Regions from separate parts of the Homo sapiens genome. Here region 2 is linked to region 1. Evidence: chromatin contacts called from ENCODE Hi-C or POLR2A ChIA-PET data. All regions are on one chromosome and are shown on one strand. Each heading gives the region's core, a stretch centred on a gene start or an enhancer-like site at or near the end of the contact. The rest is flanking DNA. Distances are from core to core; before and after follow the strand shown. Region 1 holds the start of ADPGK (ADP dependent glucokinase). Region 2 holds the start of HMG20A (high mobility group 20A).

Region 1 (2,808 bases), core at 289-2,788:
TGCTGAATGAACGCGCATAAAGCAAGGAAGGACAATTTAATCCCAGCACTTTGGGAGGCCAAGATGGGAGGCTGGCTTGAGCTCAGGAGTTCGAGACCAGCCTGGGCAATATAGCAAGACCTCGACTCTACTAAAAAAAATAAAATAAATAAAAAATTGGCTGGGCGTGGTGGTGCTTGCCTGTCGTCCCAGCTACTCCAGAGGCTGAGGCAGAAGGATCTCTTGAGCTCGGGAGTTCGAGGCTGCAGTGAGCAGTGATTGCACCACTGCACTCCAGCCTAGGCGACAGAGAGAGAGACCCTGTGTCCAAAAAAAAAAAAAAAAAAAAACCCCAAAATTATAGCTAATATCGAATGCTTTTTAAAGCAGGCACTATGCTAGAGAGATTACATGAATGATGTCATTTAATCTTCAGGCCAAGTTTGCTCTACTTTACCCCTCCCGGCCCCAACACTCCACAGAAAGTAGTGAGCTACATGGTAGAGGGCCTGCTTTTATGTGGTGGTTATACATAACTCTGAGATTACGGCAAGAAAGTCAAATCGAACTGAGACAGGGACTAAAGTTAGTGTTTACAGTATCAATACTATAAAGAAAATAATTACATTCCCAAGGAAAAGTACAAAGAAAGGAGGTAGTGTCATTTGGAAGAACCTTAAATATGCAGTGTCACTGAAGTCAGGGGAAGAAAAGAATTTCACGGAGAAGGGCGTGTTCAATGCGTGGAAGGCTGCAGAGTAGATAATGAAGATTCAAAAAGGCAAATCTGAGAGGAGTTGCAGTACAGTCGTGTGGTTTCTAGACTACACGGCGTTTCGAAAGTGGGTAAAGGCAGACATCACGCGTCTTCAAGAAGTTCAGAAGAAAGAGGAAGAGTGTTGTCATAGTGGGTAAGGTCAAGTATCTTTGATTGCAAAACAACAGTCGCCAGAAGAGAAGGGGCTAAAAGTTGGAACGAGGAAGAAGGCTCGGAGAAAGGTGTCAGACAAAGCGGGATTAGCAAGAAGCTGTTAGGGCTGGTCCTACCGGGATGAGAGAAAGGCGCAGAGGCCAGCCGAGTGGAAAGAGCAGCGGTGACGAACCGGGTTCCACTCAGACGTCCGACACTTCTCGCCAAGGGGCCAGCGCGGACAGCAGCGCCTCCCGGGGACCTCTGAGAAGCCCTGTTTCTGCGCGGCTCCGCCCGACCTCCAAGGCCGACCTCGGAGGCTCAGAGACCCAGGCCCCGTTGGCACTCACCCCACTGCCACGCGGCGCCAGCGCCGGACTGGCCGCACGATAAGCGCGTCCCAGGCTGCCGCCAACCGGCCCTCGGGGGAGACGGGTCCCGGGGGCGCAGGCGCGGGCCCCAGACACAGCGAGCTCCAGAGAGAGCGCAGCGCCGAGCCTGGCAGCTCTGGCTCCAGCAGGAAGACGCAGCCCACGGCCAGCGCCAGGAAGCCCGCGTACGCGGAGCCGCGCCACAGCGCCATGGGGACCCAGGCGCCGCACCTGCGCGAACCAACTCCTTTCCTAGCCCGCGCCTCTTCCGGGCTCGGCGCGCGCCGATGTCGACACAAGCGCTACGTCACAAGGGTGCGCCACGGGGCCCCCCAAGGGGCGGGGCGACGGGCGGCGCCAGGACGGAGCGAGGGGGGACCCCACGCCTCAGTCCCAGGCCTGGCACTGCGGTGTTGCCGCCCCGGAGGAGGTGGGACAACGGCGGTTGTGCCAGTCCGGGCGCTGCACCCCCTTCCCGGAACTCTAATCGTATCCCCAAATAGAGGGATGGGAACACATTTGCTTTCGCAGTAAAACGAAACGGACAGATTGTGAAGAAGCGGACAAACCTCGCGTTAATATTCGAACCAGTGGGTGTCCCCATTGGCACGGATCACACCCCCATCTTTTAATCCCTCCCTCCGCCCGTGTCCCCTCATTTGCTAGACTTGTCCTCTTCCAGGCCTAGTGCTCGGCGCTTCTGAGAGGAATAGGCTCACAGAATAGCGGCGCTGCCGAGACCCCTGGGGTACGCGAGGCAGGGGGATTCCGCCCCTTTGGAAGGTGGCCGAGACCCTCAGCCACTAAAGGACTTCGTCGAGACAGGAGAGCCCGCAGAGATCGTTCTCTTCTGGATAACCAGATTATTCCACAATCAAACTTTAACCCTTTTGGGGGCGCTGTTCCCTTTAACAAACTCTGGAAAATGTACACAATCTTGTGCACAACACGAGAGTTATGGACCTGGGTTGAGAAACGCTGCTTTCTTTTGTTCCCCCTTGGTGACATCACTTAAACCCAGCCCTCTCTTCGCTGATACTTTTCTGTGCATGAGGCTAGGTTGAGAGACAGTGAAGCTAGGCTGGGTACCAGCTCATTCTCATCAGCCACAATGCCCGGCCTAGTCTTGTTCCCTGGTTTGTTTCCACTTTTCCAATTCTCTCGGCTCCTGACCTTGGCTTTGTGTCCAGTTTTCCACTGTGACCCTGACCTTTGGACTTGGCAGCGAAACTTTATTTCCCTAACTTTGATCTTGGGCATTAGTCTTCATTCTCCTCAGCCCCACCTCATCAGAACTTCCCCATCCTGGTCATCTACCTTCCCGCAGTTCATCCTACCCAGCCTACCTGACCATGCCATCCCTTTCGACAAAGATATTCACACAGGAACAGATTTGGGCTACCTTGGAAAAGAAGCCAAAGAGCCAGTCAGATCTTTATGAAGCCATGAAAGCCATCTTCCCTAGAGTTGCCTGTCACTTCTCTCTCCTTAGGGAGACATGTCAGTCAGTTCCTAGAGAAACTGCTTCTTCTCACAACCCTCAGCTGT
Region 2 (2,877 bases), core at 366-2,865, 4.6 Mb after region 1:
AAGCTCCCAGACGGATGGTGCATGCGACGAGAGGGGAGGGGGCAGACGCGGTTCAGACGGCAAGTCCCCATCGAAGGAGGAAAGAAAAGTTGCAAGAACGGATGGGTCAAAGGGCAGAAAAGAAAAAAACTGAGCAGCCGAACCACTCACAACCCCCAAACGACCCCGCCAGCCCACACGTTCGCGGGCTCCCCAGCCGCGGCGCGAAGGGAGCAGGCAGGGAGCCACCCGGCTCCGTCCCGACGCTGCCGGCGAGGCTGCGCCGATGCTCCCGGGTGCGGGAGCGGGCTGACCGTGTGGACCCGGCAGGAGCCAGAGAAGCCCCTCCTGCCCCGGCCTCCCCGCGTCCAGCTCCTCCAGGCTTCACTTTCCCCCGCAACCTCCCAGCCGCGCCCGGGGGCGTCCCTCGCGGCAGGTCCCAACTTTCCTTCCTCTGGGGGGCGTCGCGCTCCCGGGGCCGCCGCCGAGGGAGGGGGCAGGGGCGGCAGGGGGCGCGCGGCACCGGCGGGGCGCGGGGGTGGCCGGGGAGCTAGAGCCCGCGCCGGGCGGGACGCACCGGCCGCCAGAGCCCCGGCGGCGGCGCCACCCAGAACCCGCGCCGCCACCCAGAACCCGCGCCGCCCCGCCCGGATTCCCCCGGGTCAGCGCCCTCAACCCGCGGCAACCCTGGTCCCACAGACGGCGCGTGAGTAGAAGACAACCGAGCGGACGCGGACAGCCGGGCCGCTGTTACCTGAGGGGCGCACACGCCGCCGCGGCGACCACCATCACCGTCCGTCCCGTCCCCTTCCTGGTGACCACGGCCGCCGCCGCCGAGCAACTGACACTGACTAACAACAACTAACTAACTACTCGCCGCGGCCGAGTCCACCGCGCGCTCCCGGCCGCTCGCCGCCCGCCCAGCCCACCAGCCTGCCCGCCTCCTCTCGGCCCCGCGCGCCGCCCCTCCGCGCGCGCCCTCGCCCGCTCGCCGCGCTCCTGGAGCCGTGAGCACGCGCGCGCTCACGGGCCCCGGTCGTCTCCCAGGTCTCCCTCAGCCCCAGCGGGAGGAGTCACCGCCAGGCCCCTCCTCTCTGCCTTCCAACCTCCAGAGGACGAGACCTAAAGGGTGCCTGATTGGCTGCGGAGGGCGGGGCTAAGACAAGGGGCGGGGCTGCCGAGACCTTGGGCCCGCGTGAGGGAAAATTTGGGTTCGATTAAGCCGCAGAGGAAAAGACCAGGGGAGTCTGGGCCCATTTGGGCGTCGGGGCCCGCTAGGTCAGCCGTCATCGAATACAGAATATGTTTTCGAGGACGCTAATATGTAGTCATGACCAATTTCAGTTCTTCTACTTTCTGCGGGCCTTCGCAATAAAAAAAAAAAAACTACATCTCCCAGAAACCTCCACGAAAATAAGGCTCACCTTGCGTAACCACGTAGTCCTTCGCCGCATTGGGGCAAAATAATCCCTTCATTTTTGTGAAGGTACCGTGGAAAATATTTCATTTTTCTTCTCACCGGAGCAATTGTAAATGCTATGCGGTAAGAGGAGTTACCTGTGGAAAGGTGGTTAAGAGATTAGGTAAAGAAAAGGAAAGGACACCAAAATAAAGTGCTGCGGAAGAATTTTTGTCCAGCTGTGAGACGACGAGTGCGTGAAGTGAAGGCGATTGAGAGGGGCTGAGGGAATTGTCCTCTGTGGAAGGGACTTTCTTTTGGCCCTAGGCCCCTTCCTGCCCCTGTCGTCAGCAGGTCAGTAAGCAAGGCGAGCTTGGGGGTGGCCCCAGTCGAGATGCCCTTCACCCCTTGAAGATCACCCCTCTTTTGGTGGTGGTGGTACTGGTTTGTCTCAGTTGGAGGCCGGCTGAATGGGGGCGCCTCAACTTCCGGTTGGGGGAGGGGAGGAAGGCCGTCCTGGGGAGGGGGGACACCCTCACTTCCTGTGGGGGGGTGGTGATGGTTTGGGGGTGTCCGACCCACTTCCAGTGCTGATGAGGGCTTGAAAAGGTGGTGCTTGGTGCCATTCGCGGAGACATTATCTTGCAGCTTGGGGATTGTGTTTTATGTGAAAAGTTAGATTATTCCAAGTTGTGCTGAACACCAACCTGCAGTCAGAATTTATGAGTTTGCTTCCACGTGGAATATGGAGCATTTCCTCCCCAGCAAAATTGTCTGTGTTTTCTTCAAAGAATTCGAAAGCCCTTGTTAAAAATCTCTATGCACCTTTGCAAGACGACATAGCTTGTGTGACTGATGAATTGCCAACACCTGCACCCCTACTCAAGTCCAGCCTTGGCTGGGTGAAGTGTGGTGCCCTCTGCCTTGACATGCAACAGGAAATCTAGCTTCTCTTTTAAGGAGATAACTTTTTATTTAGGGGACTGAATATTTTACATAAAATCTGGGGCATTTTCATCTTAGCAGAATGAAAGTATCACACTGAAGTACTCAAATTTGAGGTTACCTTAACTGATAAAATTGACATCTTAAATTATTAGGACTGTTGATTTTGGGCTACAGGTTTTGCCCTGTGCCTGAGAACAGCTTCTTCAGCCTTAAAAATTCTTATGTGTAGCTTACACGTAACATTTTTGAAAGTTGTATTTTATTACATTTTCCTCCTTTGTAATTTAATTCATCACTGATTTTTAAATGGTATCTGTTCTTTGTGGTTTTAAAGTATAAAGCAAGGGTCATGAGACTCAGCTCAGATTCTAAACAGGAAAAAGTTGGCTCACAAAGGACAAAAGGTCAATAAGAACTTTCTGGTTTTCAGTAGCTCATTTTTAATAAACTATATGTGAGGCGGTAATAAACACTCAATAATTTTGATTCCTTGGTTCTGTTGTCAGATAACACAATACTTAGAAGGGTGTGTGTCTGTGTATTGAAGGAAT

What was found. Hi-C counts contacts between places; a loop is a spot of excess contacts on that map. ChIA-PET counts read pairs that join two places held with the same protein, here RNA polymerase II (POLR2A). Pooled maps may share reads with other maps.
Region 2: a loop to region 1 is called in a map of CD8-positive, alpha-beta T cell, with 14 times the contacts of the local background. The contact joins the promoter of HMG20A here to the promoter of ADPGK in region 1. A Hi-C loop is called at or near these places in 1 of 168 maps with a recorded cell type or tissue (CD8-positive, alpha-beta T cell) and 6 of 50 pooled maps. POLR2A ChIA-PET finds 5 or more read pairs at or near these places in 1 of 52 experiments (T-cell).

What each region holds. Positions count from the first base shown.
Region 1 is chr15:72,782,220-72,785,027 of GRCh38, forward strand. ADPGK (ADP dependent glucokinase) reads right to left here and starts at 1,539. Exons shown (of 7, transcript NM_001365225.1): 1 at 1,240-1,539. The coding sequence starts at 1,472. ADPGK-AS1 (ADPGK antisense RNA 1) reads left to right here and starts at 616. Exons shown (of 3, transcript NR_040107.1): 1 at 616-2,808. RefSeq lists enhancers at 915-984, 1,745-1,804, 1,855-2,064 and a silencer at 1,235-1,694.
Region 2 is chr15:77,419,273-77,422,149 of GRCh38, forward strand. It overlaps HMG20A (high mobility group 20A), which reads left to right and starts at 1,616. Exons shown (of 10, transcript NM_001304504.2): 1 at 1,616-1,732. PEAK1 (pseudopodium enriched atypical kinase 1) reads right to left here and starts at 832. Exons shown (of 10, transcript NM_001385026.1): 1 at 734-832. RefSeq lists silencers at 218-427, 438-607, 858-1,177 and enhancers at 1,628-1,677, 2,068-2,117.